Linked DNA regions of Homo sapiens: region 1 is linked to region 2. Evidence: chromatin loops called from intact Hi-C (ENCODE). Cell type or tissue: ascending aorta. All regions are shown on one strand. Each heading gives the region's core, and the rest is flanking DNA. Links, peaks and the distances in the headings are about the cores only.

Evidence for each region. Hi-C counts contacts between places; a loop is a spot of excess contacts. Peaks named below come from ENCODE experiments on the same cell type or tissue, not always from the same donor. Only the 100,000 strongest peaks of a DNase experiment are listed, where the experiment ranks them.
Region 1: it touches region 2 in a loop (6-fold over the local background); 2 of 110 quality-filtered maps call a loop at or near these places.

What each region holds. Positions count from the first base shown.
Region 1 is chr4:3,103,621-3,111,746 of GRCh38, forward strand. It overlaps HTT (huntingtin), which reads left to right. Exons shown (of 67, transcript NM_001388492.1): 4 at 204-263; 5 at 1,737-1,816; 6 at 3,665-3,803. Among named protein-coding and RNA genes, the nearest start is that of HTT, 33 kb to the left of the region's middle. In ascending aorta, for the core only: a CTCF peak has its summit at 3,166 (motif pointing right); DNase peaks (open chromatin) are centred at 3,181 and 4,341; H3K27ac peaks cover 1,273 bases.
Region 2 is chr4:3,946,719-3,954,844 of GRCh38, forward strand. It overlaps the pseudogene FAM86EP. Among named protein-coding and RNA genes, the nearest start is that of ADRA2C, 180 kb to the left of the region's middle. RefSeq lists an enhancer at 741-1,241. In ascending aorta, for the core only: a CTCF peak has its summit at 3,400 (motif pointing left); no DNase peak of the experiment used is centred there.

The DNA.
Region 1 (8,126 bases), core at 1,888-4,387, 840 kb before region 2:
CTGTTTAAGTGAATGACCTGTATCTAGTTTATTCAGTAACTTCCTGCATATATTTGTTTCTTTCATTCTTAATGAATATATTCTTAATTTAGTTGCTATTATGTTTTGCTTTGCCCCAAAATTGAAATCTTAGTTTCCTTTTAGCTCGTTTTAGAACTAGTGATGGGATGTGTCTTCCATAAATCTCTTGTGATTTGTTGTAGGCTTTGATGGATTCTAATCTTCCAAGGTTACAGCTCGAGCTCTATAAGGAAATTAAAAAGGTGGGCCTTGCTTTTCTTTTTTAAAAATGTTTTAAATTTTAAATTTTTATAGGTACACGTATTTTGTAGGTACATGTAAATGTATATATTTATGGGGTACATGAGATATTTTGATACAGGTATACAATACATAATAATCACACCATGGAAAGTTGGATATCCATGCCCTCAAGCATTTATCCTTTGTGTTACAAACAATCCAGTTACATGCTTTACTTATTTTATTTTATTTTTGAGACAGAGTCTTGCTTTCACCCATGCTAGAGTACAGTGGCATGACCTTGGCTCACTGCAACCTCCGCCTCCCGGGTTCAACCGAACTTTGGGCTGGTCTCAAACTCCTGACCTCAGGTGATCCGCCCGCCTCGGCCTCCCAAAGTGTTGGGATTACAGGCGTGAGCCACTGTGCCGGGCCTGATTGTACATTTTAAAATAACTAAAACAGTCAGGGCACAGTGGCTCATGCCTGTAATCCCAGCATTTTGGGAGGCTGAGGCAGGTGATCACCTGAGATCAGGAGTTCGAGACCAGCCTGGCCAACATGGAGAAACCCTGTCTCTACTAAAAATACAAAAATTAGCCAAGTGTGGTGGCGGGCGCCTGTAATCCTGGCTACTCGGGAGGCTGAGGTAGGGGAATCGCTTGAACCTGGGGGTGGAGGTTGCAGTGAGCCGAGATCACGCCACTGCATTCCAGCCTGAGCGACAGAGTGAGACTTTGTCTCAAAAAATAAAAATGAAATAAAATTGGGCCGGGTGTGGTGGCTCACACCTTAGTCCCAGCACTTTGGGAACCTGAGGCAGGTGGATGCTTGAGACCAGGAGTTTGAGACCAGCATGGGCAACATGGCAAAACGCTGTCTGTACAGAAATTAGCTGGGTGTGGTGGTGCACAACTATAGTCTCAGCTACTTGGGAGATTGAGGTGGGAGGATTAATTGAGCCTGGAAGGTTGAATCTATAGGTAGCTGAGATTGTGCCACTGCCCTTCAGCCTGGGCGACCAAGTGAGACCCTGTCTCAAAAGAAAAACAAAAAAACAAAAAACAAACCACTATTATCGACTATATATTATTGTCTATGATCCCTCTGCTGTGCTGTCGAATACCAGGTCTTGGGCCCTTATTTCCATCACTGAGCAAACTTCACTCTGTTAAGCAGCAGGTGTGGGATTTCATCGTTATTCAGTAATTCACAATGTTAGAAGGAAATGCTGTTTGGTAGACGATTGCTTTACTTTTCTTCAAAAGGTTACTCTTTATTAGATGAGATGAGAATTAAAAATGGTAACTTACTTTATATCTTTATAATTGAAGCCCACTAGACCTTAAAGTAGTTACCAGATGTTTTATGCATTTAAATGGCCTTTTCTCTAAAATTAGAAAGTAACAAGGAAAGAAAATGCTTCGTTTCTATGCAACCCTCTTGGTGACTAGTATGTGACTCTTAATGCAACCCTCATTGCACCCCCTCAGAATGGTGCCCCTCGGAGTTTGCGTGCTGCCCTGTGGAGGTTTGCTGAGCTGGCTCACCTGGTTCGGCCTCAGAAATGCAGGTAAGTTGTACACTCTGGATGTTGGTTTTTGTCGGGGGCCAGCTGCTACTGATCCTTTATGTCTCAGCTCAGATGTCATTTCAAAAGTCTGCTCTGCCCTCTCCAAATTGCAGTCGACCTTGCCCTGTTTATGTTTCCCTCATAGCACTAATCCATGTCAGAAATTGTCACGTACAGTCTATCTGTGTGCTTGTTTATTTTCTATCCCACCCTTCCGCAAGAGACTTATGGGATGTGTGCCCCAGGACAGCAGGGGTCTTACTGTCTTATGCTCTGTTGCAGCCCAGCAGCGATAACAGTGTCTGCACATAGTACTTGCTTAAAAGATACTTGCCAAATTGTTGAAGGTTGAGGTACCAATTTCATTATTGCTGACTATAGGAGTTATAGCAAAATATCCATTTGTCTGTTACATGAGTTAAAAATATGGTTGTTGCACTGTGAATAGTTTGGTTTAGTCAAAACAGTTGTATCTTAACGGATTGAGAAACAAAAGCAGGACCACTTTTCATCAGCTCCCTCCTTCTCCTTAACCAGCAATACATGCTGATGCTGATATCCCATAGACCCTCAGCTCCATCCTGAGTCACTGGGAATGTGGTCTAAACCCTCACTATTAATATGAACTGAGTTTCAATAAGAATCTTATATGGGTCGGGCATAGTGGCTCATACCTTTGATCCCAGCACTTCAGGAGGCCAAGGCAGGTGGATTGCTTGACCCAGACTAGGCAACATGGTGAAACGCCGCCTCTACAAAAAATACAAAACTTAGCCAGGCATGGTGGTGCGTGCCTGTGGTCACAGCCACTCGAGAGGCTGAGGTGGGAGGATCACTTGAGCCTGGGAGGTGGAGGTCGTGTTGAGCCAAGATCGCACCACTGCACTCCAGCCTGGGCAACAGAGTGAGACCTGTCTCAAAAAAACCAAAATCCAGAAAAGAACTTATATGGCTGCAGAGGTATAATCACTAAGGAAATTTCCTTTTGTATAATCTTTTTTCTTTTACTATCATTTAAAAAAATGTGTTATATTTCTGAAGCAACACATCCAGGTTCTGCACATAGCAGCCAAAGTGACCTTAAAGAATATAACTGGGTCTTGTCATTCCCTTATTTAAACTCTTGTACCCATTTCCCAGTGCCGTTTAGATAGAGATTCCAGACTCGTCAATGGCTCTGTCACCTCAGACACCCTGCATTGACTCATTAGTCTGATTAGAGTCAGGTTTTTCTTCCTCCTGATGGTTTTTTTTTCCCCCTTAGTTCTCAGCGGAACAGTCACTTCCTTAGGGAGGTTTCCCCAGCCACCCTCTGAGGCCGTGCTTGTTGCCAGACTCTGCCACTAGAGGGCAGGGCTGCACCACTCCTGGCACCTCGCACCCGGCCTGCCCTGTCACTCTGTGTGTTGGGTGAATTCCTGTGATCTGTGACTCACTGCTCTGTGTCCTACACATTCGGCTTTTCTTCTCTCCCCACAACCCCATTTTATAATTCTCCTTTTTCAGGAAAGCTTTATTCCCATTTAAAAATTTTTGTTTTTAAAATGGTATTTTCTTACACTTATTTTCTAATTAAAAATGAGTGTTTTAAGAAGTATTATGATTTACTGCAAATAATTTTTAAACCCAGCCTTTTAGATCCTCTGTGATCATAAGAGAAATGAAGGATGTCTCCCAACACTTGAGCTTCATCCACATTTCATCCTCCTGTTCTTTCAGCTGAGTTTTCCCCATCCCATTAGGGACTGTTGGAATATAAAACTGGCTTTTCCCTAACAGGGAATGAATTGCTTCTGTTTCTCCTGAAGGAGAGCTGGAAGAATGACTTGCGTTCTTTTGCATACACAGGCCTTACCTGGTGAACCTTCTGCCGTGCCTGACTCGAACAAGCAAGAGACCCGAAGAATCAGTCCAGGAGACCTTGGCTGCAGCTGTTCCCAAAATTATGGCTTCTTTTGGCAATTTTGCAAATGACAATGAAATTAAGGTATGATTGTTGCCTCAGGTCACAAACATGCGAGTGATGCTGTGAGTGAGTCTGTGGAGGGTGAGGGCTTCTGAACAGGGAGTCCTGTGGGAGTGCTTCTTGGGGTATGTTGTATGTCGTAATTTAGACTACCATCATTTGTGTTATTTTTGAGGCACCTAAGGACTTCTTTCCACTTCTCATTTCTTACTGTGGGGTGAAGAGTTGAATTGGGAGATGGTTTCTAGATGCAAATTGAAAAGGCATTTTTCCAGAGCAGATTTGTTTTCGGCGTACTAGAGTGACTCTTTAACCTAGCTGCGGGAAGATGACTGTGCCAAGACTGCAGGTAGGAGAAAGCTCACTGACGAGGCCTTGTGGGTCTGAACGTCCTGCAGCTATCAGAGCCTGTTGGCTTCCTGTTGTGCATTCCAACAAATCATCTTCAAACCCACTTTAGTGTTTTGTTTATAATGTCCAGAAATAGTGACCCTGTCACATGCTCTACAGATTACAGGATTCTTAGCCTCTTCCTTTTTGGTAGGTCAGTCCTGGGTTTGAGCCCAAGTGACCCTCCTGGGAGGTGATGATACACACTGGGTAGAGTGGAATCAGATGGACTTGGATTAGAATTCTGTCCTCTTTACTAGTTATTTTCCTCTAGGCAAACTGCCCAACAGCTCTAAGCTATTTCCTTCGTATTCTGAAAAATAAGCCTTAATGGGACCCATATAGGGCAACTCTGAGAGTAAAATAAAGGAATATGTGTTAGAGTGTAGCATAGTCACCCACGGGAAGGGCTTAGATGTTAGCTGCTACTGCTCTTATTAGCTGAATGATTTGGAATAAACTGTTAGCCTCTCTCATGTTTTTTCTCTTGAGCTTCGAAGTTTTCTTGTTAATACTAAGGAGATATTCAAACTAGTCATGGGGTTTTGGAATGACGAAGGGAGATGATGAATCTAAAGAATTTAGTGTAATATTTCTTCATGCTCAGTAAATGGTAGTTTCTGCTGCTGTTATTTTTATTACCATCTCTTTGGAATGGGAGTAGGTGCTCCTTTGTGGTCAGAGGCTGTGAGAGCTCCACAGCGCCAGTTTGCCCATCTGTACACTGGGGTCTGTTGAAGGCAGTCCCCTCTGTGATATCTCTGGCTGTCAGAGCTCAGATGATAGATGGTATTTTTGTACTCTTAGTTCTCATCATTTTCATGATTTCGATCACCATTTGAGTATGATGATGCTAACACTTTGTTGAACGTAGAATCCGTTAATTACTTCCTTCCTGAACCTTTGGCATTAAAAAAAATCTATTCTGCTACCTCTCTGCTCATTTATGGTTATTCAAATTTATTATCAAGAGCCTGGTACAGTGGCTTGTGCCTATAATTGTAGCTACTTGGGAGGCTGAGGTAGGAGGATTGCTTGAGGCCAGGAGTTTGAGACCAGCCTGGGCAAGATAGTGAGACCCTATCTCTAAAAAAACTGAAAAAAAATTAGCTGGACATGATGGCATGTGCCTGTGGTCCTAGCTACTCAGGAGGCTGAGACAGGAGGCTCGGTTGAGCCCAGGAGTTGGAGTTCGAGGCTACACTGAGCTGTGATTGTGCCACCACACTCCAGCATGGGTGGTAAAACAAGATGCCATTTCTTAAAAAAAAAAAATATATATATATATATTATCAATGAAATTCAGTAGTACCAACAGGATTATAAACAAAGATAGTAGTTCCCTTCCTACTTTTTCTCTTAATCCTTGTGTCTCACAGGCAAACATAACTCTTAGTATTTCTTCCAATATTTACTTTCATGTTTCTTTCTTTCTTTCTTTTTTTTTCTTTGAGATGGAGTTTTGCTCTTGTTGCCAAGGCTGGAGTGCAATGACGCAATCTTGGCTCACCACAACCTCTGTCTCCCGGGTTCAAGCGATTCTCCTGCCTCAGCCTCCTAGTAGCTGGGATTACAGGCATGCATCACCACGCTCGGCTAATTTTGTACTTTTAGTAGAGATGGGGTTTCTCCGGGTTGGTCAGGCTGGTCTCGAACTCCTGACCTCAGGTGATCCTCCCACCTCAGCCTCCCAAAGTGCTGGGATTACAGGCGTGAGCCACTGCGCCCAGCAACTTCCACATTTCTAAATAACATGCTTCTACTGCTATTTTTTTTTTCAATTTTAGACATTTTTTTACTTTCACTATAGTTCTATCAGAATTCAGTGTGTACGTTATTATGCCTAAGTAAATAGTCATGGTTGCTTACGTATTATATTTCTTTGATTGTGTTTCTTATTTGATGAGAAAGCTGTGTTTTTTGCTCTGGGTTGAAACTGGAGAGAGGACCTGGGGAGGAGGAGGAGGACAGATGAAGTTGGTGACTGTACCTTCATGGCCATAGCTGGGTTCTCAGCACCCGGGGATCTGCTGATCACCTACTCATAGGCCAGGCCCCTATCGAAGTTCTAGGTGACCCAGTGCTGGGGACGGGGGGGCCACCTGCAAGGTCTAATCATGGAGGTGGGGGCTACAGTGTTGGCTTGTGCTGGGGCCAGCATCCTTAGGAAGGCATCTTGGAGGTGGAGGAGACAGCCGCCCACTTCTTGATTGGGGCCTTCAGCAGCACCAGCTTCTTGGGCAGGCTGGTGCTGGCTTTCATCACCATGTCGTGTTCAATCTTCTTCCAGATCCTGACTTCTAGGTTCAGCTTTCCTCAGACCCTGGTTCCTTTCAGAGGCCATTGCTGCTGCCTTGCTCTTTGCTGGCTTGTGCCTTGATTATATGTCTTTGTACAACTTTTTGTTTTCCTGGAGTTAATCTTCACATCTGTTTTCTTGGAGTTAATCGTTACCTCTATATCGCTTGCTTATTATTCTTTGGCCTTTTTGTCTTCTCACACCTTCCAACTTCTTTGTAATATGTGTTTAGTACAATTTTTCATGACAGGTAGTTTACTGAATCAGTTTTTCCCCAGTGTGGTCATCCAACTTGAGTTATCCAGCTCTCTGCCCCAGTCTGGGCAGGTTGATCTTCAGGTCTGTAGTACACTTGTATCCTAGGACTTCTCTTTGCCATTAGCCTGGAATTTCCTTTGCAGTTCTCCCGTTGGATGCCCAGTTCCTAGATGCCATATGTTTTTCTATCGTCTAGTAGCTTCCTGAGAGAAGATGAATGGGAGGGAAATTGTATGAGGTTTTGCATTCATAAAAATGCCATTTTTTTTCCTGTACACTTGGCTGGGTATGGTGTTCTGGGGTAGAAATCATTTTCCCTCAGAAATGCAAAGTCTTTGCCCTGTTGTCTTAAAATCTCCAACGTGACCCGATTCCTTAACCTATGAATGTACTTTTCTTTGGAAGCTTTCCATTTTTGGGGAGGTGAAGTGCTAGGTACTTAGTAGGCCTTTTAATTTGGAAACTTACATCCCTTCAGTTCTGGGAAAATTTTCTTAACATTTCTCTGAGAAGTTCTTGCCTTTTATTTTCTGTGTTCTCTCCTGAAATTGGTTAGTTGGATGTTGGTCCTCCTAGATTGACTCACATCTTACCTTTTTCTTTTCTTTTTCTGGTACTTTTTAGATATCCATCTCAAACTCTTCTATTCATTGTTATGTTTTTAACTTCTTTCTTTTCTTTGTCTCTTGATGGGGTCTTGCCCTGTTGCCCAGGTTGTGGTGCAGTGGTGCGATCATAGCTCACTGCAGCCTCAAATTCCTGGGCTCAAGCAGCTGTTCTGCCTCACCCTCCCAAGTAGTTGGGACTACAGGTATGCACCACCACGTCCAGCTATTTTCTTTACTTTTTTTTTTTTTTTTTTGAGATGGAGTCCTACTCTGTCGCCCAGGCTAGAGTGCGGTGGTGGGATTTTGGCTCACTTAAGCCTCTGCCTCCCAGGTTCAAGCAGTTCTCCTGCCTCAGCCTCTCAAGTAGCTGGGATTACAGGTGTGCACCACCATGCCCGGCTAATTTTTGTATTTTTAGTAGAGCCAGAGTTTCACCATGTTGGCCAGGCTGGTCTCGAACGCCTGACCTCAGGTGATCCGCCTGCCTTGGCCTCCGAAAGTGCCGGGATTACAGGCGTGAGCCCATCATTAGATCTTTAAATACCAGTATCTATAAGTCTTTTCCTCTTGAGTCAGCTAGTATCCCTGGAAGGAAATTACTCATTTTCCTGCTTGGAGGCTATAAGCTTGGCTATGTTTATCCTGCAACCGGGGACTGGAAGGGAGGGGACTGACAGTGTTGCTGGTCAGGGTGCCCTCTTACTTTTTGTTTTCTGTGTGCATCTCACGTCTGTCCTCAGCCTATGTAAACACCTCTTGAGATTATCCCTCTCAATCTTTGCCGGAGGT
Region 2 (8,126 bases), core at 1,884-4,383:
CAGGGACAGCTCGGGGACCATGCAGGCCCGGGTGGGCGTGGGGACTCAACTAGCTCAGTGGTGAACAGCTGGCACGTCTGTGGGTTGTGGACGGTAAAGGCCACGTAGACCTCAGGAGCCCGCTGGTGCTCCCGGCAGGCAGCCAGCCTCCGCAGGACCCCGACTAGCGACACGATGGCTTCTGGGCAATACAGCACGTCTACGGTGAAATCTTCAGGTTACTGAAAGGGACAAGTGGAAAGTTCCAGGTCATGCTGACCACAGCAGCAGGGCGAGGCCAGAGAGGCAGCGGTCATATGAGACTATTAGATGCCATTTAAACATTTGGGCCATTAGATGGAAAGGCAATTACTACGGTGAAAAAGGAGAACCCTTAGAGAAAGCTGCAAAAGACCGAAGCAAAAGAAAAAAATGTCCAGACTCACTGGTGTTCCTTAAAAAACCAGCTCTGGTTTTCGGCCTATCTAGAGGGCTTTGAATGACACAAAGCCTGAATCTGCCATGAACTTCGTGTTTCAGGTATCCGCTGATTTGTCTGCTGGCTTGCAGGGGTGGGCCTGTGTCCCTGGCCACCGCTGGACCTGTGGTTTTCAGGGCTGGGACCCAGGACCACAGGCAGAGCTCTGTTCCATCAGAGAGGGGACTGAGTGTGCTGGCAGGGGCGAGGGGTTTTCGGTGGCCCAGCCAAACACCACCTTCTCTCAAGTGCCCTGTCCTCATCCCAGAAGTGGTTGTTTTCCTCCGGTGGTCTCTGAAGGACACAGGGCATGGCTCTGGGACAGAGCCATGTGGTGACAACTGGAACGGGAGTATGCCTGTCTCCAGCAAGAGGGCTGTGGCTTGAAGGTCACCTTAAGAGGCACCCCTGTCCTTTGATGTCAGCCTGGAGGCCCAGAGTAACTCTTCTGGAAGCCCCATCATGTCCATGCCTGACAGCATCCATTGTTCCCTTTTCCCAGAGCCAAGAGCTGGGTAGAGCTGCAAGGACACCGCCTGCACAGGATGCCCGGGGCTGGGCATTACCTGCTGCAATGACAACATCTGGCTGGACGGCAGAGAGCTGACAGACCGTCGCGACGTCCCAGTCCAGCTGGGCCACTGTCACCCTGGGGCCGTCTAAGTTGGCAGTGATGTCTGCCTCTAATGAGAGGCCATTGAGAAGGACATTCCCTCGGAGCTGCTCGAGGACCCGGCTGTGACAGTCGCTGAAGATGTACGCCCGGGGGCGGCACATCTTGCAGATGGCCAGGCCTGTGAGGCCGGCGCCACTGCCAAGCTTTAGGACAGTCCTGGTGGGAGGAAAGGGGACCGTGTCTGTGACTGCACCAGGGTAAGCCTGCCTCGGTGCCCTGCCCTGCGCCCCGAGGTCACCTGTGAGTGAAGGCTGCTGGGTTCTCGGCCCATTCTGCAAGGTAGAGGGCAGCGTCCCATGTGACCAGGCCTGTGGTGCCGTGGGAGATGATGGCTGTGCTCTTGGAGAGTGTGACCGAGCCTCCCGAGGGCTGCACCAAGAGAGGGCGAGAGAGTCAGTCCAGCAATCAGAAGACAAGTGGCATAGAAGACAAGTAGCCATCCACCACATGGCTGAATAAACCATGACAGGACCAATCGCTACTCAGCAATGAGAAACAGCTAACTGTTGACATGCCATCAGCTTGCACAGGCCTCAAGGGTGTCATGTGGCATGAAAGACACTCATCTCAGGCCATACAGGATTCCATTCATTGAACATTCCTGAGACAACAGAATTCTGGCGATGGAGCACTGGTCAGTGGTGGCCAGGGGCCGGGTGTGGCTATGAAGGGGTGGCTGCCTTGTGATGATTCAATATGCTGTGTTTGTCCTTTGTGGTTTTCTGTATCTATGTTTTATGTTATTTTTTTTCAGTTCTGTCACCCAGGCTGGAGTCAGTGGCATGATCTTGGCTCACTGCAACCTCTGCCTCCTGGGTTCAAGCAATTCTCCTGCCTCAGTCGCCCAAGTAGCTGCGAGTACAGACACGTGCCGCCATGTCTGGCTAATTTTTGTACTTTTTTTTGAGACAGAGGTTCACTCTCGTTGCCCAGGCTGGAGTGCAATGGCCCGATCTTGGCTCACTACAACCTCCAGCTCCTGGGTTCAAGAGATTCTCCTGCCTCAGCCTCCAGAGTAGCTGGGATTGCAGGTGCTCATTACCACACCCTGCTAATTTTTGTATTTTTAGTAAAGATGGAGTTTCACCATGTTGGCCAGGCTGGTCTCAAACTCCTGACCTCAGGTGATACCCCTGCCTCAGCCTCCCAAAGTGCTGGGATTACAGGCATGAGCCACCACGCCCAGCCTAATTTTTGTATTTTTAGTAGAGACAGGGTTTCACCATATTGGCCAGGCTGGTCTCGAACTCCTGACCTCAGATCCACCAGCCTCGGCCTCCCAAAGTGCTGGGATTACAGGCGTGAGCCACCACACCCAGCCCTGTCAGGTGTTCTTTGAGGACTGGGCACCAGGTCCTTGTGAAGCAGGTAGTGTGTGCCACCCATTGGACAAATGCCCAACAACCGCACGAGGCATGATGTTGTTGTTGAAGTGCCTGATTTACAGACAGGGAAACTGAGGCTAAAGAAGGTTAATGGACCTCATATCTAAGACTGCAGAATGGGTGAGTCAGGATTTGAACCCACACCCACGTTTTCACTTTGTGCAGGAAGGGTATCTGGGCTGTGAGGGGGAGGAGGGTGCCCTTCTCATACCAGCAAATAGCTCCAGTGGCCCTGGGTGGACTCCTTGGCCATCAAAGTCTCCGCCAGCACCTCGTACAGCTCGTCCAAAGGCTCTGTGTGGACAGCCTCGTGCTGGGGGCAGGCTGAGTGAGAGCTTGTTTGCTTTCGTTCTAATCTGTAAAAATGGCCAGATGATTTTCGCCAGGTTTGGAGGGGAGATTTGGGATGGAATGGTGTAATACCGGCCAGCTGCCATATAAAATATTCACTTCATTGGGCGTGGTGGTGTGTGCCGAATAGTTCCAGCTACTCTAGAAGCTGACATGACAGGACTGCTTGAGCCCAGGAGTTCGAGGACAGCCTGGGCAAGAGACCTTATCTCTAAAAAAAAAATTCACTTGGTAGGGAAACCTGGATGGGAGGGCCTTCAACAAGAGGTGTTGAGAGGGTAGGGTTAGGTGTAGTCTAGGGCAGGAGACAAGAATTCCATGAGAGCTGCCACTTGACCATGACAGAGAGCTCTGTGTTTGGATCAAACACAGAGAGGAGGAAAACAAAAGGTGCTTTTAAGTGAGCCCAGGCAGAACTGTGAGGGCGGCCCATGCTGCAGGCTGTGGCTGTCAGCAGGCTGCTTCTCCACGGCTGGCCCCGTCCTAAGATTCACAGGGCAGCAACAGGGTACACTGGATGACCGCTGCCCTCTCCTGGTGGCACAGGGCAGACCTGCTGGTGACCACAGATGCAGCCTTTTGGGGAGGACTAGGGAGAAAGCAGGTATTGGAGAAGCAGGGGATTGTTTATTTGCTAAAAGTGTGGCCCTTTCACTCAGCAGGTCTGCTACTGCCTAGTGAGGAACGGCCTCTAGACATCCTCATGTCAAACCCTGCATGTTCAGGCCCATCTTTAAAATCCATCCTAGGCCAGGTGCAGTGGCTCTTGCCTGTAATCCCAGCACTTTGGGAGGCCAAGGCAGGTGGATCACCTGAGGTCAGGAGTTCGAGACCAGCCTGGCCAACATGGTGAAATTCTGTCTCTATTAAAAATACAAAAATTAGCCAGGCATGGTGGCGTGTGCCTGTAGTCCCAGCTTCTTAGGAGGCTAGGCATGAGAGCTGCTTGAACCCAGGAGGCAGAGGTTTCAGGGAGCCGAGATTATGCCATGGTAATCCAGCCTGGGCAACACAGTGAGACTGTCTCAAAAAAATAAATAAATAAGTAAAAAATAAAATCCATCCTGTATCAGTCAGGAAAGAGCTCATTCCAGCAGGATCAATGCAGAGAATTCACCAGAGGAACTAGTTCCAAAGGTGTGGCAAGAGCTAAACCTTCCAACAGGGGCCTGTGGGGCAACCCAGAGATGGACAAGAGCAGGAAACTCCAAACCCTTTGGCGGGCAGGACAGAGGGTGTGGGTGCGGGTTCCAGTGCTGTTTGCTGGGCCAGCCTGGTAGGAATGAGAATCCATATGCTAGGAGCTGGGGCTCCAGAGAAGCAGCTGCTGCGGAAACCCCAGGAGGCAGAGTGAGGGAGAGACGCTGGCCTCCCCTTCTTCCCGCCCTGCACTGTCTCCCATGGGTCACACGCAGTTGCAGCCAGTTGCCTGGGGAGACCCCTGCCATGCTGGGGTTTGCAAAGCAGGCCCAGAGACTGGGAAGGACGGGGGCTCCAGCACGCAGGTGGCTATGCTGTCCCACTACTCTGCGGACACTGCCCATAACTGACCTTTTTCATGAGTTCTGAGAGAAAGCACCGGGCATACTTGACTGACGGCGGGTGCTTCACACACACAGGATGCTTCACAGTCTATGGCAAAGGACAGAACGTTGGTTGCTGGGGAGAGCCCATCTGAAGTCTCCTATGAGCTTCAAGCCAACACAGCAGAGGGCAAACTCCAGGCTACCCGATCCCTCAGCAAAGATGTAGATGGACACAGCGTTCTGGCCCCACGCATCTGAAGTTTGTCTTAAGATATAAGCCGTTTCCTAAAAATGCTTCCACTGCAGTGGCACAGGCTATGGCAGCATTTCTAATGCCCATTCTGAGCAGGAACACAGGGCATGTGGGCCCAAACCACCTCCCTCCCAGGGGAGCCAGTGTGAACCAGGGTTTGCAGTAAGGACAGTCGCCAACTGTCTGGCTCTATGGAAGAGGCGGGAAGGCCCACTCAGCAACTGCTCTCTTGGAGCATCTGTCCCTGGGGACAGGATGGAGGGGAAGGGACGCTCAGGGTGACACTCCAGCTAAAGCCAAGAGAAGCCAAGTGCAGGACGAGCAAGTTCCAGGCAGTGGGAACAGCCGGTGTAAGCTCTGAGGTATCCACGGCCTAGCACATGGAAAGGAGGGCAGAGGGACTGGTGCAGCAGGAGTGGGGACGGTGGGAAAACAGGAGTCTGGAGGGAGAGGGAGGAGATGGTCCGCAGCACCTGCTGGCTGGGAGGGATGCAGATTCTGCCCAAGGGCAGAAAAGTACCCCACGCAATACACAGGCCCTTCAGGCTGGTGCTGGTTTTTCATTTTTTCTGACACAGTCTCGTTGTGTTGCCCAGGCTGGAGTGCAGTGGCCCGATCTTGGCTTATGGCAGCCTCCACCCCCCGGGTTCAAGCGATTCTCCTGCCTCAGCCTCCCGAGTAGCTGGGACTATAGGCGTGCAAAACCACACCCAGCTAATTTTTGTATTTTTAGTAGAGATGGGTTTTTGCCATGTTGGCTAGAGTGGTCTCGAACTCCTGACCTTAGGTGATCCGTCCACCTCAGCTTCCCAAAGTCCTGGGATTACAGGTGTGAGCCAGTGCACCCAGCCTTGTGCTGGGTTTTAAAGCAGCTCTCCCCACATTTCATGCTTCACCACCTACGAGAGTGAGGCTCAGGGTGAAACTCAGAGCAGGGTGCGAGATAACTTCAGGTATCTCCATGCTTGAAGCCCTGACCTACTGTATTGCCCCGAAAGTCTTCCCTGCTGTGGCTGCATCTTTTCCACGTGGATAATCTTGGTTCACCTCTAGCACAGGAATTCTTCCCCGGGGCTCCTAGGATGGGCTGGGTGGGTGAGGGTGGAGGATGTCTGCCTCCCCTGAGTTTGTATGGAAAATGTATTCTTCTGGTGCACTTCTTTCTGGGAGGGAGTCTATTGCTTTGTCTTTTCAGAAGGGCTGATGGCCCTTCGAAGGTGAAGACCCAGGATGCAGGGTGATCTGCACTTGGCCCTCAAGGCCAAGGTCAGGCTGCGGCTGGGCCGGGTGGTGATCCTGCCTCTCACCTGCATGCAGATGCTCTTGAGTCCAAACCCCACCCTGGGCAAAGCAAGGGCCCATTTAGGTTTAGAAGAGACAGGAGTGGGCAGGACAGGCCTCATGAATGCAAAAAAGAAAGTCTCTGAGCATCTACCAAATGCTAGAAGCTGTCTTGCACCTGTCATCTCTGTTTTTGCTGTGGATGGTTTAAAAAACTTTCCCTAGATTCCCCCCTCTCATGCAGATTTTTGTATATTCTGATGTCTTTGTCTAAGTCTTAGAAAATGAAAGAGCTGGAGCCGTCGGAGGTGCCCACACCCACCTGCAGTGCTGACTCAATGGTTTTGTTCTTTGAACAGGGGTGTTTTTAAAGGGTACAAGCACACCTGCGGTTCTTCTCTCAGGTCTTCCGGAGAGATTCAGGAGGCAGAGTCATGAGTCCCAGGGACTCTGGGATTCTTACCTTCTGCAAAATATCCCGCCGCAGCTCAGAATCTGATGAGTCTCTTAACTTTGCTTCTAAGCTCTGTGTGGAGGGGAGAGAGAGAAATCTCAAGGGTGCATTCACAAGAACATTAAACACGCAATAGAATGTGTTGGCAAAGCACTGTGTGATCTCTCCCTGGGGACGTGGAGCCAGTTGGAAGTGGAAGCCACAGCAGCTGAAAGCCTGACATTCAGATGCCGCAGGGTGCACCTGGATGAGTCACAGGAAGAAGGCTAGAAGAGTGACTCTTGGCCGCATTAGTCCTGGCTACTTAGCTGCCACCCAGGTCATGGGCCAGCTCCCTGGTTGCACTGGTCAGCCAGGAATTACCAGGGCAGCCATGGCACCAAGGTTTGATGGGCTTGCCATCTGAGTTTAAGTGGAAATGCAGAATGTGCCCATACCAGCCTGGGTTACATTGTCCTCTTACAGGGGCCTCAAGCCCAGCAGCGAACTTGGGCTCCCGACTTAGGCAGACTGTCTCGGCTGGTATGTGACACAGGGCAAGGCACTTCATTGCTTCAGAGCTCCTTCCATGCTGTGAAAGGCCCTACAAGACCTGGTCCTAATCCCTCTCTCTGGCCTGTTCTCCCTCACCCCTGGCCCACCCTGCTCACTCCACTCCAGCCACACTGGCTGCCTTGCTGTTGTTCCTCAACCACAGCTGGCTTGTTTCCACCACAGGGCCTTTGCATATCCTGTTCCCCAAGCCCTTCCCATGGCTGGCTGCTTCACCAGTCAGGCCCCAGTTTAAATGCCACCTCTTTGGGGAAGGCTTCCCTGATTCCCCGACTTTGGTGACTCTTCTCCCCAGTTGCTCCATTCACCATTTCCCTGTTTTATTGGCTTTAGAGCCACTCTCATCTGGTCTTTTCTTGTTTATTCATTTCTTTGTTTATTCTCTGGCTCTCCCATGCAAGCAGAGCCTCATCTGTCATGGGTACTGCTGATCCATGGTGCCAGGCTCACGGAAGGCATTTATTAAACATTTCGAGACTGAATAAAAACACTAGCTAACACCGACATGCATTTACCATGAGCCAGGCACTGATCCACAGGCTTTTGTACTCAACCCTGACAACAACCCTAAGAGGTAGCTATCATTATATCCCCCATTTTATTAAGAAAAAAACAACAGCACAGAGAGATGCAGTCACTTGCCCAAGGTCACACAGGGCCAGGGGCTGGGCCAGGATTGGAAGCAGACAGGCTGTCTCCTGGGTCTGAACTCTCAACTACTGCACCCTAATCAAACAATCCCTCTGGTCAAATGTGAGTGATAATAATAGTACCCACCTCGTGGGTGTTGAGGGTGAGCCCAAGTTAGCATTCAGCGTGGGCATGTGAACAATTATAGTCAATATTGAATGGAGACCTATGATGCTTTTAGGAAGGTTTCTATTTAGGGTTAAAAACGCACAAATTTCTCCTGACCAGAAATGATCTCTGAGTGCAAATATTTCATGTCAATGGAATAACGCAAACGATTAAGCAACACCCCATAAAATGGGGCAGACCCAGGGAGGAATATATATCCAAACTGACTCATCCCAGTGAGCTCACCGCACATGAATTACAAATGTGTCCGGGTGCATTAAGCTCCTCTGCTGGCAGAAGGGAGGCTGCTGCCTGCCATGCGCCTGTGCTGAGAATGGGAGGTCCCCAGGGAGACAAGAGGCCACCCCCTTCTCTGTCTCTTCCATCACAGGC